Linked DNA regions of Homo sapiens: region 2 is linked to region 1. Evidence: chromatin loops called from intact Hi-C (ENCODE). Cell type or tissue: heart right ventricle. All regions are shown on one strand. Links, peaks and the distances in the headings refer to the core of each region. The heading gives the core; the rest is flanking DNA.

The links. Peaks named below come from ENCODE experiments on the same cell type or tissue, not always from the same donor. Only the 100,000 strongest peaks of a DNase experiment are listed, where the experiment ranks them.
Region 2: it touches region 1 in a loop (4-fold over the local background); 2 of 110 quality-filtered maps call a loop at or near these places.

What each region holds. Positions count from the first base shown.
Region 1 is chr13:102,394,053-102,410,854 of GRCh38, reverse strand. It overlaps FGF14-IT1 (FGF14 intronic transcript 1), which reads left to right and starts at 16,336. Exons shown (of 4, transcript NR_036486.1): 1 at 16,336-16,501. FGF14-AS2 (FGF14 antisense RNA 2) reads right to left here and starts at 16,277. Exons shown (of 1, transcript NR_036487.1): 1 at 15,150-16,277. It also overlaps a transcript of FGF14 not described here. RefSeq lists an enhancer at 16,201-16,430. In heart right ventricle, for the core only: a CTCF peak has its summit at 8,339; DNase peaks (open chromatin) are centred at 8,414, 9,944 and 10,410; H3K4me3 peaks cover 2,597 bases; H3K27ac peaks cover 1,880 bases; H3K27me3 peaks cover 653 bases.
Region 2 is chr13:102,084,807-102,101,608 of GRCh38, reverse strand. It overlaps a transcript of FGF14 not described here. Among named protein-coding and RNA genes, the nearest start is that of MIR4705, 47 kb to the right of the region's middle. In heart right ventricle, for the core only: a CTCF peak has its summit at 12,311 (motif pointing left); no DNase peak of the experiment used is centred there; H3K27ac peaks cover 2,077 bases.

The sequences.
Region 1 (16,802 bases), core at 6,581-10,580:
ATATGATAAATAAATCCAACTGAGTCATTTTCTTCAGAGCAAAGTGAAAAGTGCTACAGATTCAACTTGATTCTCTCCGAAACAGGCCTGTTGGAAGCCTATGCTCAGTAAGCACTTATGGAAGGAAATAATCCCTGTTTACATGTTTCATAGTGCATGTAACATGTGCATATTGGATTGAAGTTCTCATTGTCATACTAGATGTTTAGGGATCAAGTAAACCATTGCAAACTCAAAGCGAATTCCTTATCAGTAAGCTACCAGGTACCTATAATGGCTTAGAACCTAGGCAGAGAAAACACTGTGTATCCATCTGGGATCAGTCAGGAATACGTTATTTGGTATTTTCTGGTTTCAAAGTGTTTTAATAGAGGAATTGGAGACTTAGAACTGTTGGGAAAGCTGGGAAATGAAAGTCAGGGAAACTATCATCCATGATCTCAGCCTGAAGTACTGAAAGTGGATGCTCTTAAGAGTTAATTGGGAAGTGGCTGAGATTTTTGTCTGCAGCAGCAAAGCGATGGTTTTTAAGAATGTGCCAAGAATTGACTGCGAATCTCACACTGGTCCTGACAACTGCCTTCAGAGAATAATGACCTCTCTTCTGCCACCCAAATCTCTTGTTTGTGGGCCTCTCATTGGAGAAAACTATCCTGCAAACACACAGAAAGGGTAGTCTGGGAAATTTATTTCTGGCTTCTTCAGGTGAGCTTGGAATGGGGTTGGTGCAGAGTTGACCACGGAAAATTCATCATTCAGAGGGAGGCATCTCTTCCATTTAGGTACATATTTAATAATGTTATTTTAATTCTCCAGTTATCCAAGTTTTATAACCTATTGTCCAGGGTAAATAATATTCTAAATTTTTGCATATATAAATCTCTCCTCAAATGGAAAAAGTTCAGCTGACAAATTTCTCCTGTGATTTAAAAGTGATATATCCAAAGTTGTCCCATTCAATGGCTATAGAAATTAAGAAACTGGATTCCATGTATGTAAAATATTGTCTGACCTTAGAATACTTCAAATCACAGGCAACAATTATTTTCAATTGGGAGCATACTTGCCTCGAATAAGGCATCAGAAAAATTTGGATGAGTGGGAAGAAAGTAGCGTGTAGTTTGAATTAGTTTATAAAAGTTACTGTTGCTTTGCTTTTAGTCAAGGCCTTAATTTCATATTGAAATTTAAATCATATCAATGAAGGTTTAGGAGGTTTATTAATAGGAGACATGGGTTATAAAGGTCTAGAGGCATTGATACAAAGAGCTTTGCTGCATATGTCCGCAAATTGTTCAGGGCCAATTCAACTTGTAAAAAGATCCCCTCACGTGCCTCAAAGGATGCAGAGAGGGTCCTCTGAACTCTTGCTGGGCTGTACAGGGAATTGGGGTTTTATTGTCCGTTATATCTATGTAGACTGTGATAAAGTTCATTTCAGTGAGAAGTGAAGCCTGTGGAATATTGCCAAGAGAAGCTCATATTTCTGAGGACTCAAGGGAATTCACCTGCTTTTATCTGTATCTCTTGGCAGGTTCTTCACTGTTTTATTATACTTTCTGAACATAATTGGAACAAAGGAGGGTTTTTTTCTTATATTATTTTCTAGTATTTGGGGGCCTTAAGAGGTGATCATTAATTTTCCCTTTTCCTCCTACTTCTGAATTCAGATTCAATTAAGAAAAATGACCACACATGTTAGAAAGATGAGAATAAAAATACTATTTATATTACTGATAAGTTTGGTTGGGGGCTGGAAACTTGGCCTGAGGACAAGAATTTGAGTCTCTAGATACTTCCTCCACATCTGGAAATTGCAGTGGCCATCTAAGGAAGGGTTTGGATTTGGAGAGCAGATACTTTTATCCAAAACCCCTGTTGTATCTGTTCAGCCTTGTCTTGGCTTGATTTTCCTTAGAGGACAGATTCTGGTGCAAGTAATTTACTTGGGAGGAAATACAGCAGGTGAGTCAGGAGTGGATCTAGGGAAGGGGAGGAAGCCAATAGTGTGGTGATAAGCCAACTACTCCAGTGGGAGACCATGTCTTTATCCCACAGGAAAACTGTGGATGGATGTAAAACACATGCTTCATCATTATCCCTCCCAAGAGGCAAAGGAGCTGGAATATTTAGTGATGGAGAAATTCTCCTAGGGAGCGTTAATCTCTAGTCTTTTCTTTGAGTGCCTAGATAAAGGGCCTTCTGTGGTTTAAATAAAAACCCCTGGAGATCAGATGAGATTGGGTGCATTCAGGGTGGTATGGCAGTCAAAGCAATTACAACAAAAACAAAAAACTGACAAATGGGACTTAATTAAACAAAAGAGCTTCTGCACAGCAAAAGAAACAACCGACAGAATAAACAGACAACCTACGGGATGGGAGAAAATATTTGCAAAGTGCATCTGACACAGGACTAATATCCAGAATTATAAGGAACTTAAATCAACAAGAAAAAAAAACAAATAACCCCATTAAAAAGTGAGCAAAGGACATGAACAGATACTTCTCAAAAAAAGACATAGCAGACAACAAATATAAGAAAAAATGCTCAACATCACTAATCATCAGAGTAATGCAAATTAAAACCATAATGAGATACCATCTCACACTAGTCAGAATGGCTATAATTAAAAAGTAAAAAAATGGCCGGGTGCAGTGGCTCAAGCCTGTAATCCCAGCACTTTGGGAGGCCAACGTGGGTGGATCACGAGGTCAGGAGATTGAGACCATCCTTGACAATATGGTGAAACCCTGTCTGTACTAAAAATTCAAAAATTAGATGGGTGTGGTGGCGCGTGCCTGTAATCCCAGCTACTCAGGAGGCTGAGGCACGAGAATCACTTGTACCCAGGAGGCGGAGGTTTCAGTGAGGCGAGATCATGCCACTGCACTCCAGCCTGGTGACAGAACGAGACTGCATCTCAAAAAAAAAAAAGTTAAAAACAAAATAAAACAAATATTGGAGAGGATGTGGAAAAAAGGGAGCACTTATACACTGTTGATGGGAATGTAAATTAGTTCAACTCCTATGGAAAACAGTCTGGAGATGTCTCAAAGAACTGAAAATAGAACCACCACTCAACCCAGCAATTCCATTAGTGGGCACATACCCAAAGGAAAATAAATTGTTTTAGCAAGAAGACACCTATACTCATGTTTATTATGGCACACTTCATAATAGCAAAGTCATGGAATCAACATAAATGTCCATCGACAGTGGACTGGATAAAGAAAATGTGAGACATATACACCGTGGAATACTATGAAGCTATAAAAAAGAATGAAGCTGTGTCCTTTGCACCAATATGGATGCAGCTGGAGGCCATTATCCGAAGCGAATTAATGCAGGAACAGAAAACCAAATACTGCATATTCTCACTAATAAGTGGGAGCTAAAAAATGGGTGCACATGGACATAAAAATGGAAACAACAGACAGTAGGAACTCCAAAAGAAGGGAGAGAAAGAGGGAGGGGCCCAAGGGCTGAAGACCTACCTATTGGATATGATGGGTACTATCTGGGTGATGGGTTCACTAGAAGCCCAAGCCCCAGCATCACACAATATACCCATGTAACAGACCTGCACATGCACTCCTGAATCTGAAAAAAAAGAAGAAATCTCAAGCTCAGAGATAGAGATACTGGCGATTAGAGGTGACTCAATGCTTCTCACGTGGAAGAGCTGAGGCTGAGGAGTCTAAAAGCTTCTTGCAGGCAGGAAAGCTTCTTGCAGACAGAGAGAAAAGAAGGGGTTGGGCCCCTTAAGTTGTTTCTCCTTCATTGAGGAGTTGGGAGGGGAAGAGAGATGAACTCAAGTTACCTTCCCAGACTGTTCCCTCCAACATAGAGGAGCAGAGGTTTTTTATATCATGGGTAAATGTAGGAACATGGGGAGAGGAAGAACAGGTACTAATGAGTAGTATAGAGATGTGAAATTTAGAATTATTCCTTAAAAGGTGAAGATAATTGTTAGCAACAAAAATAGAGAAGGAATACATGTGCAAACAACATAAAGCTTCATCTTTTTGAAAAAGATTTACAAGGTAAATATAGACACTGAAGTCCTTATATACACATTGGTCTTTTTTTTCTATCTCTAGTGCCTTGACGGCCAACTCTTTCAATCACTTTGCCCTTCTATTTCTTCGGTGATCAAAGCTTTTTTGTCACGGCCATAGGCTCTAAACTGCCATAGGTTATATTTGATGAGCAGGGAGCAGGACAGAGAAGGAGGCAGGGAAAGTAAAATCTGACAGTGGGATGTTTGCACTCGTGCTGGAAATAAGCAAGGGTGGCTTGCAAGAGGCAACTAAGAGATAAGCAGCTGCTGTAGTGAATGGAAATGAGAGTGGCAGACTGTGGGTAAAGCCATAGGTATATGTTATGTACTTAAGTTCTTTATTCTTTTAAAATAAATAACTAACCCAAATATAAGTGCGTTGTTATTAACACAAGCCCAGCCCATAAGGTAGTAGAGAGAATAAGCTGCTGTAACAAATTCACACAAAACACGTGGTCTGCTATGGATGGTTATGTTCCTCCAAATCCAGATGTTAAAATTGAATGCCCAATGTGATAGTATTGAGAGGTGGGTCCTTTTGGAGGTAGTTAAATCAGGAAGGTGGATTGCTCATGAATGGAATTTGTGTCCTTATAAAAGATACCCAGGGGGAACTTGTTGTCCCCTGCCACCATGTGAGGTGAGGACACAGGTAGAAGTCACTGTATATAGGAAGCAAGCCCACACCAGACAGTGCTGGCACCTTGATCTTAGACCTCCTGCCTCCAGAACTGTAAGAAATAAATATCTATTGTTAATAAGTTACCCAGTTTATGGTGTTTTGTTATGGCAGTGAGAATGAACTAAGACAACCTCAAACAAGATAAAAGTTTCTTTCTTTGTCAACAGTGCAGAGCCTGGTGGGCAGGGTAGGTTGGTGGCTCTGTCCAAGGTGCTAGCTTTCTTGAATCTTGATACTACACCACTCTTGGTGTGTGTTCCTGTCCACATGAGTAGTCAAAGCTACTCACACCATTTTCTTTCCAGCTCACAGGAAGGATGGAAGAGAGACGTGGAAGGCAAGGAGCTTCCTTTGAAGAATATGACCAGGAAGTTGAACATGTCACTGCTGCTCACATCTCATTGATCAGAATCTAGTCACGTGACCACACTTAACTATGATGGGGCTGAAAATTGTATTCTCCATCTGAGTACCCATGTGCCCTTCCAAAACTGTAGAGCGGGTGGGGTTCAATACTAAAAGGAAGAGTGCAATAGAAGAGCAATAATTGGAAGCAAATAGTAAAAGCATGCTGCAATAGTTTTACAGATTTTTGCTGATTAATATCATGAAAGTTCACATATCTTACATTAAAATAAAATGCAAATGTGATTGTGTCATGAAATTCTGGTCATTACAGTTACTTTTAGAATTGTTTACTATAATATGCTGAAGGTAGGTTTAATTTTTAAATGAACTTGTTTATGAGTACTGGGTTTATTTTACGTTAGCCTTATGAAAACAGTCTTACAGATTTTCTCTCCTATATACTACAAATTTTACTATCAATTCTTACAGTCTCAGATTTTTAAATCTTATTTCTACTTACATGCATTTCAAAACTTGCATTTTTCCCCATAGTTTTTCATTTTTGTCATCTAATATTGATTGGAATGTAGCATGGCAAAGAGTAAGCAAACATTTTGATATCTTCCAAAACAAACCTTAAATAATTGTCTGGAATTCAGGTCAGCATCATATGTATATTTGAATCATCCATGATCTGGAGGCCCCAGAACCTGAGTTAATTCTTGGACCATACTTAGTCTTTCTTGTATAACTGGAAATCTGGTTCAAGTTCATCATTTAGTATCCAACGTGGAGTCTTGTACAGTTATTTTCACTGAGCGGATGCTTAATAAATATTGGTTGAATGACTGAATTGGGCTACTCAGAAAACATCAAAAATTGAGGGTCCTTTAGACCAAAAGTAACCTTAATTGGTTAGTCATCTTTTCCAGACAAAAACAATTGCTTTTTGCGGGGTTTAATGATGTGAATAGTAGCCTATGTAACCTAAGTAAATAATATATCAATAAATATAGGAAAGAAGTGCAGAAAGAGCAAAATGTTATACATCATAAGAAAGTTTCTCATTCCTCTAAATAGTATAAAATATGAGAAGCAACTAACACATTGCTTGGCATAATAGATTCTCAATAAATAGTAGTCACAGTTAATTGTCTTTTATATTGTTCCTTAGGTCACAAGTCAAAGAAGTTTTTCACCAACATGTAGCAAAAGAAATGACAGTTTTCTGGCAGTTATTCCTTATTTCAGTAGGGAACAAATTCACTGTCAGAATGCAGAGAAGAAAGTCAAATTCTCATATTCAAGAAGAGCTGATTTGAGACAGACTGTCTTTATAACAAACTAGCATTTAAGAAGATCCAATAATTATAGAATATTTCCCCAAATTTTACTCTATTTGTGAAATACTCCAGGGAACTCAGAAAGTTTTAACATAACATCAGAGCCTGTGAGTTTGGAAGGCCTATTTATATTTCAGCTATTTCTCTGGCATTTGCCCAGTGATAATATATTGGGATATTCTGGAACCCCCTAGGAGACACCAACATGTTATAGAAGCAGCATATGGTATCTGTCTCTGATTGATATAAAAATTATTTTCTAATTATTTGGCCATGCTATTCCATTTTTCCTCTTTCAAAAAGAATTCCACTCTTCATTTTTTTTTTTTTCAGTCTGTTTCTTCTTAGTAAGTCACTGGCATTACATTCAGGTACTTTTAGTATTCTCTATTTCTTTACCTCACAAACCTTTTTAGACCATATTTAAATTGTAGTAATTTTTAAAAGCTGTATGACATGATCCTTTTGACACATCAAGGCCATCATGATATAGCTTTCCAATGTCTTAACCTTTATGGGATTTACTGGTTTTAAATTCTTCTATCTTACCTAGAATTGACTGATGTTTCCCAGAAGGTCAGGATATCAATGCTAATTTTAGCATCCTAACTAATAGAAAACTCTAAAAGTGGTAAAGATGTTTATTCCATTTTTTGTTTTTTGACAACTGATAATCAAGGAGTTAGTCGATTTTCTTTAAATCAACTTTTAAAATCAAATCAGTCTTTTCCATCAATCCTCAACTATATAAATCGACATCTAAGTTTATATACCATGCAGTAGAGGCAGTAGTTTTAATTTTTTTGAAATTATGAAGAAACTTCTAAATATATATATTTAAATTAGAGTTAAAATTTTTATGTCAGTTTACCTATAAAAATAGAAATAAGCTGGCATAAGTTTAATTCATTTACCTACAGAGAATGGGAGTGGTCAGTTTTACTTCTTTAAAATCCTTATCTCAAAAATATGATGAAATGCTAAGTTACTTTTGAGTAGCGGGTACTCTGGAGTTTGTTATATTATTTTTTGTAATTGTTTGTATCACTTTGCACATTGTATTTTCCTCCAAGTAGAATAAAATAAAATAACAGCTTGGTCTGAAATCCTTTGATTTTTCTGGGCAAGTAGGAAGCTGGGTTATATGTTGGTGAAAATAGAAAACTTGCCTGTTTTGTTAGGTTGGATTAGTGTAGGTGAGATGTGCAGATGAGAAGTAAATGAGGGTGAATTTAATGTTAGCTCAATTAATGAGTGCAGAAACATGCAAAGAATTAGGGCGTGATTTAAGCAGGGACTTTCTGCACAATTATTTAAAGGTAACGTGTTGTCTATAAAAGGCATACATTTTCTCATGTATACATGACCCTCCCCACAAAAGTACAGTTTGCCACCTAGATTTTAGTGGTTGTCCTTTTAAGAGGCGGTTTCTGGTAATATCTGTTATATATCTAGTTTACATTTTTCAAACAGCCCCTCAAGTAGGAGTCCAATAATAAGAATTAAAGGAACTTGAGTTTTCCTTAATGTTTTAGGTGCATTATATGCTGCTTTTGAAAATGTGAAGGTGGAACTGATTTTGGCTGGGTGGAGAAGCATTAAACCCATTTTTCTCTTTATTTCCCCCCCACCTCCAACCTCCCAACATGCATTTTCTAAGGTTTACTCATTATAATTTTTAATTTTTACTTTTCAAAATTCACTTTTAATAGAAGGCTGTCAGATTGGCTCCAAGAGCAAACAGCAGGCTGACTGGCGCTTGGCGGAGGAGGGAGAGGGTCGCGCGTTGGGTCTGGGTTTGGGGCTGGGGCTGGAGCTGGCGGGTGGGGAGACTTCAGGAGGGGCCCTAGCAGAGAGACTGCAGTGACACTGCCCTCCCTGGGCTGGTTGAAGCATCTCACTGGTGACGGGTCTGAAAGCACGTGGCTACGTCATGGAAAGCCAGTCTTTTCAATGCAAACTTCAACTCCTCCTCCTCCTCCCTCTAATGCCTGTAACTCACATCCGAGGCTGGGCGAGGAATCCGGAGGGGAGATTTTCCTCATGCTCACGGTTGTTGGAAACTGGAAGAGTGAGAGGAAGGAGGAAGGGGATTTGTGGCGCTCTCTACCTACTACAAGACTGACAAGGGGAGGGGGCACCTAAATTTGCATCTTTTCTTCGTGGTGATTGAGAACTGCAGGTTCAAACCGATCCCACTGAGCACTGGCGATTGATTATAAAAAAAAATCGACACTGGGAGAAGGGAGGCTCTGTCTTCGGCTGTCAGACTCAATCTCGGAGGTGGTATTGGTGTGTGAGTGTGTGTGGTGGTGTTTTTTTTTCTTTTTTTTTCTTTTTTCTTTCTTTCTTTCCTCTTTTTTTTTTTTTCCTTCTCTCCTAGGGGCTACACAATGGCAGTCTTCTCTCAGTAAGATGAATCCTGCTTTGCCTTCTGCAGATCCACCCATCCTCATAGCGATCAAGTAAAAAGGCTATGGTTTTCTCTTTGGGGATCTTTTGTGCATTACTGTTCTCCCTGATTAGTTTTGATCTCAGTTGGGATCTCTTTGCTTTTCTGTTTGGCTTCATGCTGAAAAAGGATTTTTTCTCCAACCCTTTGGTAATAATCCGGTGGTGATCGAGGGGGGATAAATCATTCACCCTGGCCGAAAACAAACAATCACTGAGAAGTCTCAAAGAAATATACCACGTGAGGGGAAAAAACTGGGAGAAGATCCGGAATATTATCGTTTTTCCTATGGTAAAACCGGTGCCCCTCTTCAGGAGAACTGATTTCAAATTATTATTATGCAACCACAAGGATCTCTTCTTTCTCAGGGTGTCTAAGCTGCTGGATTGCTTTTCGCCCAAATCAATGTGGTTTCTTTGGAACATTTTCAGCAAAGGAACGCATATGCTGCAGTGTCTTTGTGGCAAGAGTCTTAAGAAAAACAAGAACCCAACTGGTAAGCGAAACATGCATCATGTTATGTTTTTCCTCATAATAACCTGTCTGTTGCTCATCGAGCTAGATCTGCAGTTCTGCTATGCAGGAAGGCAGGGGAAACATACCAGGAACCAGGACAGTGTTGCATATAGAGGTGTTGCATGAATAAACAAGTAACAGCTGGATCGGCGTCTACGAACCCCAAAACCATTATTGGCATCCCTTGGCTGTGACACAATCCATCACTAGGAGGGAGGAGGAAACTTTTTTTTTTTTTTTAATGTATTTGGTTGCCTATGTTTGGTGGAATAGTGAAGGGCTATGGCTTAAGGTTGTGCCCCAGGCAGCTGAAGCTTCGGTAGTTGCCAGGAAAAAGAACCGCGAGCTCCCCTTACTTCTGCAGCAGGTTCGAGGGACGTAGCTGGGTTCCGAGAACCTGCTCTAGACTTTCTGATTAGCTTGCACAATATTCGCCACCACGATCACCTTTACCAAAGTAAAAGAGGCCCCCTCCCTCGCGGCCCCGCTCCTCCGTCAGCCCCCGCGTCCCTCCCCCGTCCAGCTCCGGGTGCCCGAGCATTAACTCATTCCCCCTGTCTGCCTCTGACACATCCTGCCACCGGGAATACTTGAGCAAGGCTTGCGCCGGGAGGGAACCCCAGACTGAGAGGACAAGCCCAGCCCCTCTAATATTTGTAATTGAAGTCCCCCCCTTTAGAAAGCGGTGTCAAAGCCCTGCGTCGGGGTCCCACAGGGCCAGGGGTGGGGATGAGCCAGGCCGTGAGTTCCTGCTTTTAAGCCTACTGGTGATCATGCGCCCCGATTCCAAAGGGCTCCAACAAGGGAACTTGCAGTACATTACATAAGAAATGCAAATGCATCTGATTTGGGGAGTCGGATCCCAGGGGTTCCCGTCCCCGCGTCTCAGTCCGAGGCGATTGGGGGCGGCCGCGGAGCTGTGGGCGAGCAACCCAGGGGAGGCAGGCTGGAGGGCTGCATGGTGGTGGCGGCGGCGCTGGCGAGGAGGCTGGGCGCAGCCTTTCCCGGAACCGCTCACGCTGGCAGCCGGGAGTGTGTGGCGTCCCCTAGCTCCGTTCAGGGTGGAGAGGGACCCGGGGCCGGCTGTTTTTGTCTGGGGTTGTGTCTGAAGGAGGGAGCGGGCAGATCGGCCGTCCCGCAGTGGCAGCCCGGGCTCTGGAAGCTCCTGACGCTGGCACTGCGGTGCAGTAGATCATGGCTCTCCACGGCCTCCCTGACGCCCTGGGCTCTGCCGGGGGCCGCACTGGCACCCAGAGCCCCAGCGACTGGGGCAGCAAGTGGCTGCTGCCCTCCAGCCTCCGAACCTTGCCAATGCAACGTAGCTGGGGTGGCGCGCTCCGAGGGGTCTGCCGCCTGCGGGTGCAGCGCGAGGCAGAGGAGGAGGAGGTGCGGGTGGGCGGGGACGGAGGCGGTGGGTGCGGAGGCTGAGACCGTTTGCGGCCACCATTCCTGCAGCAAAGGAGAAACTGCGAGTTGTTAGACAGTCTAAAAGGGCAGAGGCTCCTATGCTGGGGCGGAGAAGATTGCCCCCAGCTGGTACTTTGGGGTGGCAATTGAGGCTCTGGTAGTAGCCTCTGGCTGCTCCGTGGACTCGGTGCTGCAGTGGGCTCTGGGCTCTGCCCTGAGTCCTCCTCCCTGTGTTCTAGTTCTTACACCGTTTCTATTCACCCCATCTGTTTCCTCCTCCTCCGTCCTTTTACCCTCCTCTCTTCTTAACTCCTCAGCGTTTAGCAACTCTGAAACGACACACCAACCTGAGAATTGCCCAAGGGGAAAACAGTGTTGTCACCTTTCCACCCGCATGTCTAATTCAGCTATGAAGTGTACCCCAAGATGTACTCCAAGTCCCCGACATCAAACCTAAAACTTGCTGACGCTTGGTTCATACAAAACCAACTTACATCTGCAACACTATCTCACAGCCTAATATGAAGACCCTTTTTGCAAGACTTCTCAAAGTGAGAAAGGCCAAGGGCTGCAGTGGGAAGGGCAGGGGTGACTGCTTTACACTGCAAAAATGGTGGTCTTTTGAACCCTTCTTGTGTCTTTCTGTGAAAAGATTTAACTCTCTTCTGAGAAAGGAATAGTGCAAAAACATTTTTTATTTAGATGTGACCATTTGTCTTAGGGACCTTGAAGTCAGTCCTTCCATAGTACTGGAGAGTGGGAAATAATTTAGCACAGAACAGTAAGTTTCTTTGTAGGCCTTTATAATTTTTTTTGTAAACAATTTTACCGGAAACACTAAATTTCTCCCTATACACGAGTCACAATCTTATTACACTTCCTCCATCCCACCCACTTTCATCTCTCTGGAATAGTTTTTCCCCCCTTCCAAGGCATTTTTGGAAACTGTGGAACAAATGACAATTTATTTTTAGAACAATTCATTTTGCAGCTTATGAATGCTAAAGTATTTGGGTATGAATTGATGGGCTAACTCAAAGTGTATCTAAGAACATTACCAACTATTCTAATAGGATAATTTAGTGTTAGATAACCAGGGATATGAGTTCCAACCAGGGAGTTGGAGCATTTAGTATATATATATATTATATATTATACATATATATAATATATATATTTAAATGGGACATTAATGTGTCACATTATTTATCTTACCTTCTAAAAGTTTTAGCCTGTTAAGCTTGAATCGAACCCATGCCAAGCCATTCCCTTTCACTATTGTACTTCGTGAGTTCCATTCTCCTGCTAGTAACATAAAGCCTAAAATCTTTTGCAGGTTTTTGATCCCAAAATAGCAGTAGAACTAAAAAGTTAATTGGGTAATTAAAATGAAACAAACACTAAAATTCTTTTAACTGTTACAGCCAAAAGGAACAGATTGACTACTACCTATTATGTTATCTTAAATTTAAAAAGAGAACAATTAACTGGTTTCAAACTAAGAAACTTGGGAGAATACTGCCAAATACCAGTGAATTTGGTGTAAAGCACCTATTCTTATTTCAGAGATAAATAATAGGTTAATTTTCCTTCCTATATCTTTGGAAGTTATGAAATAATTTACTGATTATTTCCAATTCGCTAAACTGTCAACAAGTGTAGGTGGTTCAAGCATTCGTGGAATTTCAGAGCACCGCTATATAATCAAGTTGGTGTGAAAATAAGCAGAAAATAGAGTTACGAATTTAAGGACAAAGTTATTCATCTACCCAAAAGTTATTGATTAGCTCATTATTAATACTTATATAAGAGGTCTTCATTAAATAGTGTTTTGGGCTTGTTTTATGTAAAATTTAACTGGAAGAGAACATGAAAAATGTGTTTGCACAATATATGCTTTTTAAAATAAATTCCAATAGCTTAAAAGTCCTGGATATAAAGTAAATTTGCTATCTTCATTAAAACACCCAGTCTAACAACTATTATCAGAGAACACACACACACACACACACACACACACACACACACACTCTTAAATGTCCTACTTTCCTAGCAGAGCAACAGCTATGCATTTAGAATAAATGTTACCTGCTTCAACTTTCACTGTAGGAGTCATGCAAGGTGACTTTATTTTAGGCAAATCATTAAATAGGGAATACTAAGTCCAAGGCATTTATTTTGCTTGAAGGAGGCTTCATAGGTTTCTTTAAACCAGTATGATAGTTTGGATTGACCAATGTATATAATAGGCCCGTTCTGGAAATAATCTAGGTCACTGCACTTTAAGCCAAGGGTACTAAGGAAAGAAGTGTGGTTGAAAAAAGAAAATCCACAATAAACATAAATACTAAGGTCATGTCATTGCTGTCTCTTCAGGCACATAATGTAAAACAAGCAAAGGAAGCCACAGACCCTCAAATAGATATACCCACTCAACCACACACAGGATATCCCCAAACTTCCATGGCTTGGTAGGATTTTGGAAAACACAGATTTTAAGATAAATCATAATCTAAGAGGATTTTATTGAGTACAAATGTCAGTGCCCAGTGTTAGTACGAAGCAGACGCCCTAGACCTAGTTCTGCACAGCACACTGAGAACATTCCATCAATTCTCTTTTTCTGAACTCAGTCTCCCGCTCTGTCGTGTAACTTTGAGGTGGAACATGCAGGGCTTGGTAGGACCCATGATCACTTTCTATTTCCTACTTGTCTGGCTGCCTTTCAGCTCTGCTTTTGCCTTTCACTAAGCTGTTTTAGGTGCCAAAACACCTGGTATGCCACTGTTACTCATTTAAATATACGTTTTTTTAAAAAGCTACTTGCTTTACATCTAGGGCTGTCATGGTGTTTGGAAGTGAGAAAATAGGAAGAGAGGGAAGAAGAGTGAGCACTTTTTACTCCCCTCCTTCTCAGCCTACCGACTCATCCTAGGTTCCAGTAGAGCTGGGTGAGCCACAAATGGGCCACAACCTCTGCAAGTCTAAACACTGAGTATATTTCAAATGAAAACATCAAATTCAGACTGCACGTCTGGAACAGCAAACAGATGTAAGCTGCTTCTTCTAACATGCTTGGCTGTAGAGTGGGATTCAATGTAGTATTAGTTGGCCTTAGACTCCATCCAGGAAGCTTATTTACTGAGGTAACAAAATGGGTTTTGTAGAGCAGTGCCACTCCATGAACCAAAGGATGGCATTTTAGGTAGGCTTCGGAGTACTGCCTTGTTGGGAGAGTAGATTTTTCTTTTTTGAAATGTATATCCCAGTTAATAAGTGTAAAATTCAATGCATGATAATCTAAACTTAGTTTTAACAATGAAGATGACTTTGGCTGTACAACTTGTTCTCATCTTAGACAGCATCCATAACTGAGAAAATTTGTTCAAATGATGCAGTACTTTCTGAAAGTGCTAAAGCTAATTCTATACTATACTTCACGTTTCCTACAATGAACCATTCCTTTAAAATGTTCGAACCCAGTCTTCCATGTTTTAGCAACACAAACATTGGAGACTTTTGTGAAGTGTTTTTATACATATGGTAACAAGGACAACAACCAATGTTTTCACTCCTTTGCACATTTTGGCATCATACCTCACTCAAATTGACTCATACGCCTTCTATAAATACCACGTAGATGTCTCAAAATGGAAGCATTTATTCAAAATAGTGTCTTTTGCCTTAAGGGGAAACAGTTGGGCTGTTTGAACAGTCTAACAGGAGCTCTTCTCTTCAGTGTTAAACAAGTCATTGCACTGTGCCTATTTTTAATAAAACCTTTGAGCCCAACTCAGTATTACCTCCAGGAGGGACTGTGGAGGTAATACTATTTACCTCCTGTAAATAGGGACAGGGAAACACCTATTTACACATCTGCCTGCTCACTGCCATAGTCTGTGTGGTGTTCCTTAGGACTTGTGTACCAGGTACAAGGTTTAGTTATGTGTTGAACCCGGGTACTGAAGGGCATGGAGTTTTCTGAGGGAGACTTCTCAGCTCCCCGTATACCTCTAGAGATGCAATAGCTCTTTTGTATCAAGACCAACTATGTCCTGATGTTTTCCCTGTGTAGTTCTCTAGCTGCCACTATTTTTTTTACTTTGGTCAGAATGTAAAAGGTAGGATGATGAAGAGAAGGGAACAAAAGGAGGGATTCTTAGGGACTTCCTAAACTTGAAGGCAAAAAGGATGAATGTCGCAGACATGTTTTATAGGGAACAGTGAAGTTCTTGTTTGATTAGTCTGGTAACATCATGTAAGAAAGTCACCCAACAACTGCTGGGCACCACTGCCTTTGTCACTGTCTCTTGACAAAAACTCTGTTCACGACACATGGTAGGTTTTCAATACACTTTAATAAAATAGTGAAAAATAGGTATCTCTAGGATAGTGAACTATGGGACTACAAAGGGCAGGACGATACATTTTACTTGGTTAAATTCGCTTAATGCTTACTCCTTTCTCAAAGCGCCAACCAAGAATTTGGCTACTAAATAAAGAAAAAAGCTGTTAGTGGCTCTTTATCCGCCACGATAGGGTGCTCTGAAACCCGGTCCTGCAGACATTCCCTTGGCCCACATTTTATAGCTTCCTTCTCAGTCTCAAGGCCTGTAGTCTACTGTTCACACTCGAGCCTCTCGCAAAATACACAAGCTCAAAAGCTCATGGCGTTCTCCCCATCTGGCATTCTCGGCCTTAGAATAGCAAACGTTAGGGCACCATTAGGTTCATAGTTGCCAGACCCTTCATTTTCTTTTTTAATCTTTAATTTTCTTCTTAACAAGGAAGACATTCCGCAAAAAATAAACTCCCTCTTTTGAGCTCCTTTCTCTGAAGATGGTAACTGGAACTCTCATTAGTAAAGAACCTCGAGTTCCAGTTGCTTTGGACGGAGTTTCTCGCTTAGTATTTTGCTCTTTGGCAGTTTGAAAAGCAGTAATCTTCCAACTTCGCAGCTCCCTGCACTCGCGCCTACCACCCTGATCTATTTGGCTTTCTCCTTTTTGGAGCCACTTTAAAAGGTGCAGGGTGCTGGGCCGCTGTGGCCTCGGGCTGAGAGGCGGGGAGTTGGTGTCCGGGACCAGAAAGTTTGGCAGAAGCCACGGCTCTGGGCCCAGGCCCCGGGCTTCCAGAGAAGTGTGTCATTATTTGTTTTCTGCAAAGCCGCGAGCGGGCCCACGCTGCAGCTCTGCCTCCAGGCGTGGAACCCCTCGGTAATCCGGGTGAAGCTGGGTTCCGAGTGTGGACTGCTTCGGCTCTGAGGAGGAGGGAGCCCAACGGGCCAGGCACGGGCTTCCTCCTGGCTTTACCCATTGGCCCAGAGTCCCCGGTCCCGCCGCCGCTGCCCTCTGCTCACGGGGACCGGCCATCACCGCGCTCCCAGCCTCGGCTCGCCGGGGGCTTCGCTACGCAATGCGGCGGAAGCGGCCCGTTGGAGCCGCCGTAGCGCGGGAAGTTTCCGTTGCCACGGAGATGACCTCTGACCCTAGGGCGTCTCTGGGACCCGGCAGCTTGTGCTGTTGTTGCTATGGAAACCATGGCGGCCGGAAGCCGCCGCGCGGGAGAGACTTGGGGCGCGGGTCGGGGCTAGGGCTCCTGCCCTGGCAGAGATCTTCGCTCTTCCGTGGTGGCCGGGGACCGGGCAGTGAGCGGCCGGCTCTGCCGCCCGCGGGGCGCGGGTTTGCAAGGTCACTCCTCCGGCGTTGACGCGGGGGCACCCCATGTGCACTGCTGGACCTGAGGGATGGGAAAGCCACAGGTGGCTGCCTTGGCCCTCCCGGTCTGGCCTCCCGCTAGCGGGCGCCAGCTCTGGACCCGAGACCCATCTGAAGGAAAGGGAAGGGAGCTGGCGTTGCTGGTGATTCTGCCCAAGCTCAGGACTGGGAGAGAACGAGCCAAGTTCTGGTCTCAGCTTACACACTAGCTACTGGGAGACCCTGGGCGGGTCCTGAAGTTTTCTGGGCTTCAGTCCCCTCGGCTACTACAAGA
Region 2 (16,802 bases), core at 10,757-14,756, 310 kb after region 1:
CTGCACTTTGCTTTGGGATGAATGCAAAGTGTATTTGAGATAAAGAATGGGTACACTTTATTGCCTTTTAAAAGTTGTACCATAATTATGTCCAGCAGACAATTAAAAAGGACATAAATGATAAATTTGGCTGACATCTCTTTTTGTGAGGTATACCCATGAATTATCTGCTTGCTCATCTTTACCTTTGGGTTTCTCTACATTCAAAGGAAATTCTCTGGTTACTATATCATATTCTGTTGAATTACAAAATAATTATAGGGGAAGGCCCAGGTATGTATGTAACTGTAAATAGTTAAATTTATGAAATATTTCATAATGTTCCCAAATAACAATTTTTCTGAATAAAAGGTCATTGCTAGAATATCTGGGACTTAGTCTGAGGAATATGAGGAGATAAGTAAAGGGTCATGAAAAAGCACAGGATATAGTAGAAAGAATGTGAACACTAAAGCTGTGTGATTTGGGGCAAGTCACTTTACCTTTTTTTTTTTTTTCCTGGGGTTGCGGGAGACGGAGTCTCGCTCTGTCACCCAGGCTGGAGTACAATGGTGTGATCTCAGCTCACTGCAACCTCCGCCTCCCGGGTTCCAGCAAATCTTCCGCCTCAGCCTCCCAAGTAACTGGGATTACAGGCACCCACCATCATGCCTGGCTAATTTTTGTATTTTTGTAAAGACAGAGTTTCACCATGTTGGCCAGGCTGATCTCAAACTCCTGACCTCAGGTGATCTGCCCGTCTCAGCCTCCCAAAGTGTTGGGATTACAGGCGTGAGCCACCGTGCCCAGCCTCACTTTACCTTTTTAAGCTTCAGGTTATTTATCTTTAAGATATGAATAATGTACTGTTCTTAACAAATTGTTGCAGAATGTAACAAATGAATGTGTGTAAGGTATCCAGTATAGTGGCTCCCATGCTGTGTATGCACAAATGAGCTTGCTCTCAACAGGAGGCTAAATCATTCTGCTTCCAAGAACCAACTTGTGTCTTGCCCAGTCTCAACAAAGTATCCCCAAGTAGCAAGCAGCTTGTTACTAGTGCTCAGACAGATAGTTCTGATCATTGGTCACTGATATCACTGTTACTACTGACAAGCCTTGTCTGTGCACCTGACATGCTGGCTGGACAAGCGGTCCGGAAGCACCTCCTTCTGTTCTGCAAAGCCAGGAATCTGCTGCTATTGCAGGTCAGCCTCAAGCAATTAACTCCTTGTCTGGTATTGCTAGGAGGGCGTGGCATTTTGCTGAAGGTTGGGAAGGAAATGGCTCTCTCCTTGTGGTATGCTCTTGTAGGGAGGGTTCCACAGCAGCATTGCTTGGAACCCAATCTGCAGATCTTGAAAGGCAGCTTTTTTGGTTTGCATATATAATTTTTCTTTGACTCTTGGAATATATATTCTGCTTTCATGGCTAGGTCTCGAGGGTTTCAAGGCATTTGTCATTTTCCACCTGAATATATCATTTGATTTGATTCTTAGACCCTGGAACTGCATCCAGGCATCATACCGTACTTTTGTCTCATGATGAATTGTCTTTCATGGAATAAGAAAAACCTAGCTTTTATCTTCTCCTAGCCTCATCCCAATTCATCAAGCATGTCTATAGTTGTCTAAGCCTCAATTTAAGACATGAGTCTAATTTTTGCTTTCTTCAGAAGACTCCTCCACACCTAAATAAATCCATAGCTGTGAATAAATATTCCAGGGAAAAGAATTACCCTGAATGTACCTGAATATCAAATATCCCATTGCTAGGGCCCTACTAAACCTAACTATATATCATAGTCATTATTATTTTATTAATATTACTGACAAATAATTATTAAGAATTTTATTAAATAAATACTAATATACACATGCATTTATTAACAAATAATTTAATAATAAATAGTGCATCTTATTAACAAATAAGAGATGTTTTTGAGGTATTTATAATGAATTGGAGAGAGCTTGGGCTTTGGAGCCAGGGCAAGTTGGGTTTAAATTCCTACTTGCTAGTTGCTTATTATATGACTTTGAGCCTTTTTTGAACTGAAAAAAAAAATGGGGCCAGCAGATGGTTATAAGAATTAGGTGATATAACTGCATAAACTTCCTTGTGCAGTGTCTGCTCAATAATGGATGCTTAATAAATTGGTCCTATTTTGTTTTTATCATTGACAATCTGGCTCTAAGAACCCTTGTGTGGTTAAGAGGCAGTTGGTTGAGGATTTTAGAAAGTGGGATGCAGAGAGACGTTTAAAGAACAGTGCTTAGCGGTGCAAGAGCACGCTGTTTCTCTGCACGTAAATACCCCATTTTGCAAGCACTCTGTTATTTCTGTCCTCTTTCCACTAATTTTGGCCCTTGTAAAATATGCATTGCTTGCCTTTTTCCATCCATTTATCTTCTCTCTGTGTCCATTCTTCTCCCTGAAAAACTATGACTTTTAGGCCCATATAAATATGGTGTATGGTCAATTGGAGAAGACCCTCAGCTGAGAAGGGATGGGGAGCAGGAGGAAACGGGAATGACCCTCCCCCTTGGCAAAGCTGTGAGGTGGCCCCCTCCAGAGCCCTGCCCCTCACTGTTATATCCTTTTCTTTTTCTAGAGGCTTCCTTCCTGCCTGCTTCACATATGGCAGTCTATAGTTTCCTTCCCACTTCTAGGAAAACTGAGAGAAAATAGTTTTCTGTCCTTTACATCTTAAGGTAGATTCAAGTCAATCTGTTTTCTCTTCTTGGGGTGTTTACATTTTGAAGTCTAAGTTTAATATAAAAGACTTTACCTCTAGTTAAAATCATTTTAGGCAACAGGCCCATTGGAGGTTACCTGGTTGCAGGGGAGCCTTTTCTGTCCTAAAAGCGCACTAGTCAATGTCCCCTGATAGGTCCTCTCCAAAATGAAGGAGTAGGGGCACACCCAAAGCACACAGACCTCAGGACTTAGTTCATCCCAGTTCTGACCTCCTCTAGTCTCAGCCATTTCTAATAACATTTTAACCTCTCCTGCTTTCTGAACAAATGCTTGCTTATTTCACAGCTCAGTATCTAAATGTAATCAAGGCAATTATCATGCACAACTTATTTGTATAAATATTTTAACAAAAGTTGCAAGAGTAAATTATTAATAGCTGTAAATAGAACATCTTCCTTAAACTGTCACACACTGCCTTAGCATAAAAACATAAAAAGTATATGAATAATAAAAAAGTTGATACTTATATTTTACTCACAAAAAAATGATAGATCCTTTGTAAGATACAAATCTTAAGAGATCGTCTAGGTATTACACCTGGGTATATCAGCTAAATCATCATTCTGATTATAAATATCTAGGGACACGACTTTCTAGAAATGGAGTGCTAAATAAAAAAGCAAACTACTGACAGATTGTCTGTTTTCTGCATAGATGCAGGGTGCTGGAGGTAGAAAGGAAACTCTTGTTGCTGATGGTGATATGCAGAACTGGCTGGTGGGGGTCTTGAGACAGTTTCATCAAATGTGCAGAATTAGGGCAGGTCCAATCACAGGTGTACAGGTAATGCTGGAGATGGGACTCAGTCTACACCTGAAGAGGGAAAGCCACACATGACTGTGATGAGGCCATTTGGGCTGCATGGTGAGCCCTAGTGCATTCCAGTGAGCAGCAGGTCTCCAGACTTGGGCTGAGGCTCAGCAGTTTTTCTCGGGTTGACTGCTGATGGTGACGAATGGGAGCAGGGCTCTTAGCTCATGGTTTTGACACCCATGTGCTCTCACAGATATCAGCAGGGAGCTTTACACACGTGGCAGTTGTTATTTTCTGATCGTCTCTGCTCTGTTTACACAGAGTGGCTTCAAACACTCCTCAGAGTATTGTCTGACAGATGTGCTCTGGGAAAAATACAATTTTCCTGTGTGTGAAGGGGGCGAGGTTGGCAATTTGAAAATGGAAAAATGACAAACTCGTTCAGTCATCTTATACCCACCAGAGGGTTTTTGTGTCCCCAGTTTGGCCCTCAGCTCCAAAGTTACTTTTGTGCGTCTGAGTGTTACTGCGTCAGTCTAAGATTTTGGACTCTTTAATCACTTGGACCATGAAGAATATGGCAAAGTGTCAGCCAAGTCTACTTGGGAGACAGAATTGCTGCCTGTTAAAAGGGAAGGTGATAAATATGTCTGATTTGTTACTGTGATCAAGTAGGCAAAATACTTCATTAAACCATAAATTTGTCTAAAAGCATATTGGAAAACTATTTGTCCCAGACAGCTTCACCAAGGGATAGTATATTTCTAACGCTGTCTCTGACCAAATGCTTTTATAAGTACTGCCCTTTCTGGAAATTTGGGAAAATGTTGAATTCTGGATCTTTCTGCTCTAAAAGCCTTAAGTCATTTTAGAATAGGAGGCACATGAATATATTTTGAAAGCAACATGCTAACCAATTAGAGTTTTAACATAGTCAAAATTGTGAAGTGATGAAAGTTTGTCTTAGGCATCTTGTGATAACCACCTAGGATTTTTTAGTTCTACCTGGGAGGGATTTTTTCAAGAATATAGGTTTTTGTTTTTGTGTTTTCTTATGACCCCACACTACAGTGCTTAAAAAAAAAAAAAAGTCCTCCAGTCATTTGCCTGAAGCAGACAGTTATTTCATTGCAAGTATGGGAATTTATATGAGTACAGACTATGTACAAATAGGCAATTACAGTGGCTGACAGTGGTCATAAATTAGTCTGGCTGAAAACATGTCTTGTGGATAATTTCTTCTTCTTATTTTTTAAATTTCCCATTGTTCAAGCAAGGTCCTAGCTTATATATGGCCCAGTTTCTTTTTCTTCCTGACTGCATAAGGAATCTGTTTCCTGGTTAGTTGTATTTTGTGCCTACTCTCCTCTCAGAAGGGATATCCCAGGCATGTTTAATGGCAGCTTGAAATCTGATAGCTGTGGGTTGAAATCCTGCCTCTGACAGTTGGAAACTGCACGTGCTTGAAAAATTCAAGTACCCTCTCTGAGTCTCTGGGAATCCTAAGATGTAAAACAGGGTAAATATAATCGCCTTTCTTGGTTGTTACAATAAGTAAATACAATCACATATAAAAACATGAAAATATCATCATAGCGCATATTAAGTTTTCAGTGAATGTTACTTGTTCTTATCAGTTTTCCTAAGTTTTCTTAACCATTATCCAAATTAGTGGTGTGTTTTTTTTTTAATTAAAGAGTAAAGTATTAATAAAGACCAGGACAACAGGCATAAGTCAGACTGTCCTTGGCATACCAGGACATTGGTCACCATTTTTCAAGGAGGACTAGTCCTCAATTCTAATGAGTAAATGAGATTAGAGCTTCACCACTAGTTAATTCTGCTCATCATCTGGACATCAGCATCATCAGCATTTATAATTTTGTTTCTTTTTAGTTCACTCTCCTCACTCTATAACTTATTGTTCATTCCTAATTGTACAGATATTTATTGAGTGACCTTTGCTAAAAGGTCATTATTTCTATTTTAACCTAATAACTTTTCTTTGATATACTGTATATATAAGGCAATGTATCCCAACTCTAATAACTTTGAATAAGATACAAAACAATGTCCTCTTTATGTCAAATAAAGAAATATATTATATATATATATATACACACACACACACACACACACACAAATTGTATTTAAATATGTACAGTTGATTGATGAACAACATGAAGGTTTGGGGTGCTGACCCACTCACAGTAGAAAATTCATATATAACTTTTGACTCTCCAAAACCTTAACTACTAACTGTTGATTGAGAAGGCTTACTGTTAATATCAACAGTTGATTAACTCATATTTTGTATATGTTTTGTATACTGTAGTCTTACTGTAAGGTAAGATAGAGAAAAGAAAATGCTATTAAGAAAATTATAAGAATAGAAAACATACTTGCTCTTCATTAAGTGGAAGTGGATCATCATAAAGGTCTTCATCCTGGTGTCTTCACATTGAGTAGGCTAAGGGGGAGGAGAATGAGGAGGGGCTGGTCTTGCTGTCTTATAGGTGACAGAGATGGAGAGGTGGAAGAAGTGGAAAAGAAGGCAGGAGAGGCAGGCACATTTAGTGCAACTTTATGAAAATACATTGTAATTTCTGTATAACTTTTTGCTTTTTCATTTCTCTAAAAATGTTTCTGTAAGTACCAATCCTTCTTTCACCATTTGCTTTGTTTTCATGGGCCTCCTGTCTCATAGAGGGGCCTATGTCGTAAAAGAAGTCAAAAGGAATCTCGGATAATTGGAACCCTTCTGCCAAACTGATGACTGTCTGGCACGGATTCAGAAGCAGTCGTCTCCATCAAGTCATCTTCTGTTAATTTCTCTACTCTGGCGGTCCATTAGCTCTTGAATTTTTCCAAGATCCATTTCAGAAACCCTTCATCCTGACTTTTTTTCCCCAATATCCACAATATTTTAAATAATTTCCTTGATAGATTCTGTCATAATTCCTGTGAAGTTATGCACAACATCTGGACACAGTTTCCTCCGGCAGGAATTTATGGTTTCTGGATCGATGGCTTTCAGGGCATTTTCTATAACAATGACGGTATCTCCAATGGTATGATCCTTCCAGGCTTTCATGATGTTTCTCTATTTGAGCTCTCTTCCATAGTGTTGATAACCCCTTCCATAAAGTACCATGCATAATGAGTCTGAAAAATCCTTAGGACCCCCTGACTTAAAGGCTGAATTAGGGACATTGTGTTTGGGGGTGAGTAGACTGCTTCAATGTGTTCATTGTTGAACTATGGGGTTCTAGGTGGCCGGAGCATTGTCCGGTATTAAAAGAACTTTAAAAAGGCAGTCCCTTATTGATGAGGTACTTCCTGACTTCAGGGACAAAGTCACTGATGGAATCAATCCAGAAAAAGGGTTCTCATTGTCCAGCTCTTCTTCTTGTACAGCCAAAAGACTGGCAGCTGCTGTTTACCTTTTCCCTTCAAGGCTTGGGAGTTAGCAGCTGTATAAAAAGGGCAGTCCTAATCATAAATCCAATTGCATTTGTGCAAAACAGTAGGGGTAACCTATCCCTTCCTTCCTTGTATCCTAGTGCTTGCTTATCTTCATTACTAAGAAATGTCCTTTGTGGATTCCCTGCCCCCTCCAGAATAGAGCACTTTTGTCTGCATTAAAAACCTGTTCAGGTAGATACCCATTTTTTCTCAGTGATTTTCTTAATGGTGTCTGGGAAATCATCTGCTGCTTCTTGTTTGGCAGATACAGCTTCTCTTGTTATCTTCATATTTTTAAAACAAATCTCTTCCTAAAATTATCAAACCATCCTTTGCTGGTATTAAGTTCTTCAGCTTTAGATCCTTCACCTTCCTTTATTAAGTTGTCATACCATGACTTTGCTTTTTCTTGAATCATATTAGAGTTTATAAATATGCCTTTCTTATAGCAATTCTGTATCTACATAAAAGCTGCATTTTCAATTCAAGATAAAAAGGTATTTTGCAAAAAGTCCAAGATGTTCATGCCTGCTGGCATAGCTGCAGCAGTGGCTTCATGAGTCTTCTCTCCTCTCCTCTCCTTCCTTTTTTAGCTTTAGATCCTTCACCTTCCTTTATTAAGTTGTCATACCATGACTTTGCTTTTTCTTGAATCATATTAGAGTTTATAGATATGCCTTTCTTATAGCAATTCTGTATCTACATAAAAGCTGCATTTTCAATTCAAGATAAAAAGGTATTTTGCAAAAAGTCCAAGATGTTCATGCCTGCTGGCATAGCTGCAGCAGTGGCTTCATGAGTCTTATCTCCTCTCCTCTCTCCTTCCTTTTTTTTTTTTTTTAAACAATGATCCTTACACAGGATTCATTTATCTTGAAATGAAACCACAGCTGCAGACCTCAATCTGTAATACATACCAAGCAATTTAACTGTTTCTTGTAATGTCATGACTTTTCTCTGCTTCTTAAGAGCATTTCCAGCATCACTAGTGGCAGTTTGTATGGGTCTCATATGTTATTCAAGGTTTATGCTATTGCATTAAAACATGTTTAAAAAAATACACCAGAAACATGAGAGATCACTTTTTATTGTGATATGTAATTTACCAGGGTTATGACCTGCTCATGCAGAGATGATTAGCATTACATGGCATTTTAAGTGGATACTTTTGACACTTGAGCTCACTACAATAGCAACAGGAGGTGGCTATGAAATTATAGTAGTATAGTATGTGCTACAGTTAATTTTGTGCAGTTATAATTTAATACTGCATCTTTATGTGTGTTTATAATTCTCTCAACTGCAGTGATGCCATGTTTGGTCAGTAAGTATATACATAAATTTTGATACAATTTACCTTTTTACAATAGATTTGTGTAAATTTTATGGTAGCAAATCATCAAATAGGCTTGTATTGACATATATTTTATGTATTCATGGCACACCTAAGAATTTTTTTTAATATATTTCTAAGCCACATGGTTTCTCTGCATGTTTTTGCAAATTTTCACAAATCTCCACAAATTTTTCTAATACATTTATTGAAAACATTCTACATAGAAATAGATGTGTACAGTTCAAACCGTGTTGTTCAAGGGTTGTCTGTATATATATGTGTCCACACCAACAGGTTTCCCGAATAAAAATACACATGTATATCAACCACGCATGTGTACTTTCTCCCCTAACTTCAGCTTAATCTTGAGGGCCCTCTAATCCTAACCTTATGCTTCATGCTGCCTTCTTCTTCATAAAACCTTTGCTGTATAACATTTTTATTGATTTTTAGAATCATTTTCTGTCTTTTTCCCTTTTCTTCTCAAACCTTAAAGGCCGCTCTGGTGTCTTGTGTTAGGGTGCTCCAGGGTAACTAGACTGATAATTGTGTTCACCCTGTGTATCTAATGTAGTTGTGCCTAGGCATTTATGTATTATAATATGATTATGCACAAATATTACTATTGTTATTACCTGTACTAGTTTTATTTCTTTCATGTTAAAATTAACATATATTGATTGTAAAATGTGTTTATAGGGGCTAAGAATTTCTTTTAGGATATTATCCTTTTCATAAAAACTATCTTCATTATAACTTAGACTTTGAGACTTTTGCCAAGTGGAAAGAAGCATGAGGAGATGCCCTTTCAGTGTGGAAGACCCATGGGATGACTTATCCTCAACTAAATTCATAAAGGAAATGGCCTCTTCTGCCTCTGCCTTATTTTATTCTGAACAGATATGACATTACTCTAAGACATGATGTGGGCACAGTTTTGGTCACCCGTAATTGGGATAAGTGCAATGGCACTTAGTGGGTAAGAGTGAGAGTTTTTAGACAAACAGCAATGCATAAGACTGTCCTGAACAATGAATATTTTCATATCTTGTATGGCATGGCTATATTTTACATAAAAACACAAAGTGTATTTTCCCCCATTTTAGTGTGTGCTAACTTTCCCAGGAATGGAACTGCACTACAAATCAGGGCAGATTGTAGTTTCTGTCTAGTACATCATCAAGAGATCAAGAGTTGTTCATCATTTTTGAACCTAGCAATGGCAATGCTGCTAGTGGCTTCCCAGCCACCAATGTGTCATCCCCACATCAGTCAGTACCAGTAGCTGTTGCATTTATTATGATTTTATGCATATATATAAACTTATCACCAGGCCTTATTTCAAATGTCCAATAAAATGTTCATCTCAGGAAAGAAATAATGTTGACAATATTCAGTAGAGGTAGTGGTCAGAGTCCACTCTGGAGGCAGAAATGATACCAGCTATTTGAACAGAGAAGATTTAATACAAACACTTCTTAATTAGTAAAAAGTTGTCAGCTGGTAACTTAAAGGGTAGAAAAAGAAACTCTAAGGTATTGTGGAAGTAGCAACTTCAGGAAGCAGCTGCTTCCCACCCCCAGAATTGTGGGGAAAAAAAGGAAAACAAAAAACTTCGAGGGAAGGTCTAGTGAAACTCAAACTCAGACCTGTAAGCAAGGCGTGGCTCGGCTGGTGCTAGTATCTCTGAGCTCAGAGGAAAGACTCATGAAGCTGGAATCCAGACCTCTGAGGAGGACCAATGGCCGGCTGGTATTTGAGGGAAGAAGGAGACAATTAACCTGGTTCTCCAAGTGTTGAACAAAATTGCAAACTGTATTCAGCTGCTGCCACAAGGAGGCTCTGCTGTTGGTGGGGGGTGACTGAAGCATCGTAGAGTGATGCTCACAAGATCCACAAGCAGCCAAGGAGCTCCCCTAGAGGGACACAGGAAGGGGCAAGTTTCTTCCACCTCATCCAGCTTTGAAGTCTCTGGTGCTCCTAGTGGCAGATCCTAACAGAGAGAATCTTGGCAAGCAGAATGTAGTTTGCAGGGTCTCAGCCCCAGCAGCATAAAGCAGAGCATAGAAGTGCAAGTTTAGAACCGAGAGACAAAGAGTAAATAACTGGCACATTTGGCTATTGTTTTACACTTCCTAAATCCAGAGTTACCCATTATAACCACATCATCTGGTATAATTGTACCTAAGCATTTGCATATTATACTATTAGTACTCTATTTGTATGTGTTAATCTCTTACTATTGTCTTTTATGTCACTATTAACATATTACATTGATTTAAGATTATTCTTAGAGGGAGTTAGCAATTTCATTTTGGAATAGCAAAAGAGACATTAACAAATATTTATTATAAAAATGAGTTTCAAATATGATAGAACTGAGAGCCACTAAGTTGATTCAGACAGTATAATATATACTTAGACTTTAGACTACTGGCTCCTAGCCGACTCAATGGCAATGCCATCTGATCTCAGCTTCAAGGCTTGTAAACACAAAGGATCTCATCGCTGTTAGATTCTGACTTCATTGAGGAAGGCATCTCGCCGTTGGCATACACTGATCTTTTTTTGGAATGGACAGGCATTAATGGAAATGTGAATCTCAGCAGTCATTCTGGCTGTCCTCAGCTTCGTAGCCCTACTTCTGAAAGCGAAAAAGGCACGCAGAGGACGTGGCCTACTTGACCACTGCCATCTGTGCCCTTTCAGTGGCACAACTCTGAGTGACCATTACAGTCAGAGCCTGGGCTTTTAGTGAAAATTAAACTTAAACACAATGGTTACCAGTGGTCGAGCTTCTACAGCAGTAAACTACTCTGATAAAGGTTGTAAACACAACATTTCCAGGTAGTAATATCATCTTCATTTTATAGATATGGCGATTGACTGCAGAGACCTGGAACTTACCTAAGACACAGCTAGTGAGAGAACTCACTCTGCCTCTTTTCTATAACCTAAAAGCCATTTCCACTCTGCCTTCGAATAGTAGCACAGGAGACAAAGTCATTAATTTTAGGAGATTATTTTTGCAAGTAGTACAATTATGTGACAAATTAATTGCCATCGATTACTTGAAAAATTCAATAAGCCTGTAATAGAAATGGCTGACACATATTATAGTCTCAGTAAATATACGTTGTATATATTCAATGAGTATGTGTCCACAACAAATTTTTGTTGCAATGATAATTTTCAAATTGGTCCATTTTGATTTTGACCTTTTTATCTAGGTAGTTTTTCTAAAAAGCCATTTTGCACATATAAAGCTAATCATCTAACACTAGAAGACAATTATTCAACAGGGTCTGTTGCCATTTAAGCTTCAGATATGGCAAATGGAATTTCACAACACAAGAATAACAAAGACAAGGCCTGACAATGACAGTTGTTCCCAGAGAGTTTCTAAGTATAAACCTTGGACACAAAATAAAGAGTACTTTCATAGCTACACAGTGCAGAAAAGAACTGCTTGTAAGAGAAAACTAATTAAAATGATCTGCAGAAATTATATGATTGATAAACCACTTGTCTCAGCCACTCAGGAAATCAGACATCAAAACCATGATTCTTTTCAATTTCTATGTCTTGTAAGTTTTGATGAAACAGAATTGTGCTCAAAAAGTCAATATCATGAGGCACATTTGATTCATAGCCCCCTTACGTACATTGTGTAATGGTTGACAGAACTTTCATAACTGAATGCTAAATAATGTAAACTTCCTTGAAAGTAAAACTTAGGAAAAATGTGGAACGTTTAGGCAGTAATATCAACTAAAAGTGCAATCTTATGCCAGCTGTTAAAATTAGCTAACTGCTAAAAATACTAGCATCAGTTTCCAAAACATGATTTTATCCAGGTATATTAGTGCTTCTTATAGTCACACTGCAGGGCATGAATGGAAGCCCATCTTACTGAAAAGATACTTGTTACATTGGAGCTTTGCTTCCCTCTGTTTGAAATATCAGATATTGGGTTGAATACCTGCCAGTGCCCTCTTCTGGATAGAATGTAATACATTTCTAGACATTTTCTACCCTTTTTACATAGGAGCTAAACAATTTCTCCTTGACCTCAGAGAATGGAAACAATTGGTAACAGAACACAGTCTGGCTGTGTTGTGATCATAAAATATACGCTAGACTCAAATGAATGCAAACAAATATTTAAAATAGATTACCTTGGTTCTTAGTTTTCCCTACACTCTGGAACATTCCAGTGGGAAATTAAGATTGTATTCTGAATTCTGTATCTATGATGGCAGAAAACTGGGTTTTAGAAGTATTTTCAACAGGTAAAGTTGAACCAGAAAGGATTTGACTTTCCTTTTACAGAAGCACAATCTTTGAAATCTTGACAGCTTGGCTCCAAATTCTGGTTAGGTGTTTTAGTTTCCTAAGCTACAATATGTGGATCAAGAATGTACCTACTTTATACGGTAACTTTCAGGATTAGATGAAGAACTTTATGTATAATGTACTCATCTTTGTATCTGACCTACGGCAAGCATTTTCTATAATATTTGCTATGATATGAGTTTGTATGACACAAACATGTGTCTCTTTTAATTTAATATAAAGTACCCAAATTTGAAAAATTATTAGATTAGATATATATGTCTAAATGTTAGATTATAGAATTTTAAATCTATATATTTTTCCAGTTTAATACATATTTGTATATTTCAATTGTATATGTCAAATACCTTATGGATTGACTTTGATTTCTCAGTTAGAAAATATTGCAGTGAAGTATCTTTTACCATAAAGCTTGAAAATGTGGTATTTTTGACCTAAATATTACTCCATATCTTGATGAATAAAATAACACTGCATTTGGTGTACTTAATTACATTAAATTTCTAAGTTATGCAAATGGTACATTGTAACATGAACTTTTAAAAAATACATGTTACATGTGATGTGTGCCACACTTTAAGATTCATTTTCATTAATATAAAATAAGTAATTCTCTCTGCTTAGCACAGTTACCATTTTTATTACTTTTCCCAACTTGGCAGTGATTGTTTTTAAAGTGGCCTTCATTAAACTACAGCATTTCTAAAGTGACAAAATTTCAGGAGCAACTTAGTCTCTGACTGATTGCAGGTTGACAGTTGAGTACCTATGTCTCAATTGTGTATCATAGAGAAACGAACCCGAACAGGAAACTAACCCACTTACTAAAAAGTATGATTTTGGCACTTAACCTTTCTGGTTGTAGTTCCTGTTACATAAGATAATAATTTCAAATTCATAAGATAGATATGAATATTAAATGACAGAACTGATGCAAAGTTAAGTAACCACCATAAGTCATTCTCAAAATTATTTTTACATACATATAGAGAAGTAGAAAAGCCATGAGCTTTACAATCAGGCAAACATCTGCATACATATCATCTTCTATACTTATTTCTGGAATTTTCATTTCCTAACTGTAAGATGGTTGTTGTATTAAATGAGTTGAAATGTAAAAAGTGTATTATCTGACACAGAGAAGGCACAGAGTTGGTAAAGCTAATTTAGACAACATCTAATACTATTTTTGCATGTCACCTGCTTTGTGCTAGGCTCTGTGTTAAGAATTACAGTCTGGGCTGGGCGCGGTGGCTCACGCCTGTAATCCCAGCACTTTGGGAGGCCGAGGTGGATAGATCACGAGGTCAGGAGATCGAGACCATCCTGGCTAACACAGTGAAATCCCGACTCTACTAAAAATACAAAAAAAAAAAAAAAAAAAAAAGCCAGGCATGGTGGCAGGTGCCTGTAGTCCCAGCTACTAGGGAGGCTGAGGCAGGAGAATGACGGGAACCAGAGAGGCAGAGCTTGCAATGAGCCGAGATCACGCCACTACACTCCAGCCTGGGTGACAGAGCAAGAATCTGTCTCAAAAAAAAAAAAAAAAAAAAAAGAAATTACAGTCTATTTTTTACTATTTCTGGGCAAGGTACACATGAGGAATCTTGCCCCAGGTCCCATTGCTAGGAAACCCTTAAATTGTAGCAGCTCTTCTCTTTTCTTCCTTCCCTGATGCTTCACTGACTTGACTTCAGTCTGCCTGCTACTTCAGGTTGCATAGATCTTCACACTTTAGGGATCATCAAAGTATATAATTTTGCGAATTACACAAAGACCTTTCCTAACCCCAGTCCCATCAACTTATATCAGTCCTGTGACCTATTTCCCAAACCAGCTAATCTAATGAACTACATTATGGCAGGATTATTTTTGGATCTCTGTGTTCCTCTGACAAATGACAAATTTACGTCCTAATGACTGGTTTCTTGACCTCAAATGCTACAAGCCAGGCTCATAGAGGAGCTTCCAGGTAATACAGAAAGATCAGCTGAGCAGTTTGTGGGGAATGCTGTGATTCCCAATTCACTCCACATCATCAGACTGCCTCCTGTGTCAATCGCCTTTACTCACTCTACGTAATCCTGGAAAGTTTTAAAAGCCTAATGCACAGTTCTATGTGTGCCAGCCCATCTTCAAAGAAGTTATGATTGTACATATTGAAATTCCATCACACATTAAGAAAAATGAACATCTTTCCCCTTCTAAATTGGGTAGATTATTTGGGCCTGAAATACAGAATATGAGGAAAGAAAAAACTAATTCTTTGTCTACTGTATAGCGGTTCTAGCATAGGTGATCTTCAGATTCTGAGATTAAAAACATCGGGTTTTTTGTTGTTTCATAAAAATTTTCTTGAGAAAATACCTTAAATTCTCATTTGGAAAATGAAAGGCTTTGATAAAATAAGGTCGGAAGCACTTCTTTTTTTTTGAGACGGAGTCTCTCTCTGTCGCCCAGGATGGAGTGCAGTGGCTCGATCTCGGCTCACTGCAAGCTCCGCCTCCCGGGTTCACGCCAGTCTCCTGCCTCAGCCTCCCGAGTAGCTGGGACTACATGCGCCCGCCACCACGCCCGGCTAATATTTTGTATTTTTAGTAGAGACGGGGTTTCACCGTCTCTATCCTGGTTAGCCAGGATGGTCTCTATCTCCTGACCTTGTGATCCACCCGCCTCGGCCTCCAAAAGTGCTGGGATTACAGGCATGACCGAAGCACTTCTTAACCCCAAGGGCATATATATGTATTTGGAGTTGAAATTAGCAAATTGCATTTAAAGTTGAGAGTAACTATAGACCAGGAAGTTAGGTTTGAAATAAGCATTGTTTTTAGCTTTTAATCAAGACTTGTCATTTAGCATAACTTGCTAGCTAGTGCCCTTCTGTTAATTAATCCCTACATGGGTTTTAAAAGCAGTAGCCTGCCCTTTTGCTTGCTCTATGGACCTTGGATAGTAAACACATGCTAAATAGCCATTTATTTTTAGCTACAATTTAATACAGCTAAGAAAATATCAGAGGCTTGGTTTTCAAGACAGCAACTTAAACAAACTTCCTGGAGTAGAACTTAAGATGCCTTATTCCTTTGTCTTCAGATTTTCCTCCATATATAAGGTAGAGTGATTTTTGCTTGAGGATTTTCAGTCCATCTTAAGGGACTGAGAAAATTTGGTTTTAGCACCTCTGACTTTCCAACAGCCAAAGAAGAAGTTAAGTGATTGGTTTCATTATGCAGGTAATTGGATATATGAGCTTTTTCTGCCACCTGTGTACCTGAGTACATTTATTCTCACCTTAATAAAAATAAGTTATTAACTCCCCAGGATAATACATTGTCAGAGAAATTAGTGAAATCAGTTTTATTGTTCTGGAAATCAAATTAGGAAATGGCCTATGTCTTCCATTGTTAAATATTGCCTTACTCACTGTTTATTCCACTGTTTATTCTCTTAATAATTAACCAGAAAATTGTTTGACATCACTCCCATTGTTTATAACAGGGACAATAAATTGATTTAGAAAAATAATATAAAAATTTAAATTGCTAAACTTAGACCAAGTTATTTCTCTAGCATTTACCAGTTGAGGGATTTGGGGTGAGGGAATCTTCATTTTAGGATTGTTTTCAGATTCAATGAACTTGGATTAAGTACAATGCCTGGCACATACCTGGAGCTGATTAATTTTGTAGCTCAGCTCTTCCTTCCTCCCCCTCCCCCACCAGCACATACACATAGGAGGTGGGGGAAAAAAGGAAAGAGAAAGAGAAAAACTTAGCTTTAGTCTAAATAGAAGTGAATTTTACTGATCAAAAAAGTATGTAGAGCGTGTATTGCACAAAGGGGGCAGAGGAAAGGTGGTAAATGCTAAGGCCAATTATACTCCTTGTTAATGTCCGTTGTTTAACTTTGCTCTGTTTCAAATTTGGTCAATGATATTTCCTAAGATAATTTCAGGGACAGTCAAATGATAACTGCTGGGAGTTGTGGGGGAACTTTTCACTTAAAGAATAAAGTCCAAAACTTGTGATAGTAGGAGGCATTGAAAATCAGTATTAATAAGGGTTTGGGGAGCCATTTCTGACAGTTTTGCTTTTTGTAGTAAGGAGTATCACAATTATTTCACTTAACAAAGCACTCCATCTACCACGTTTATGAG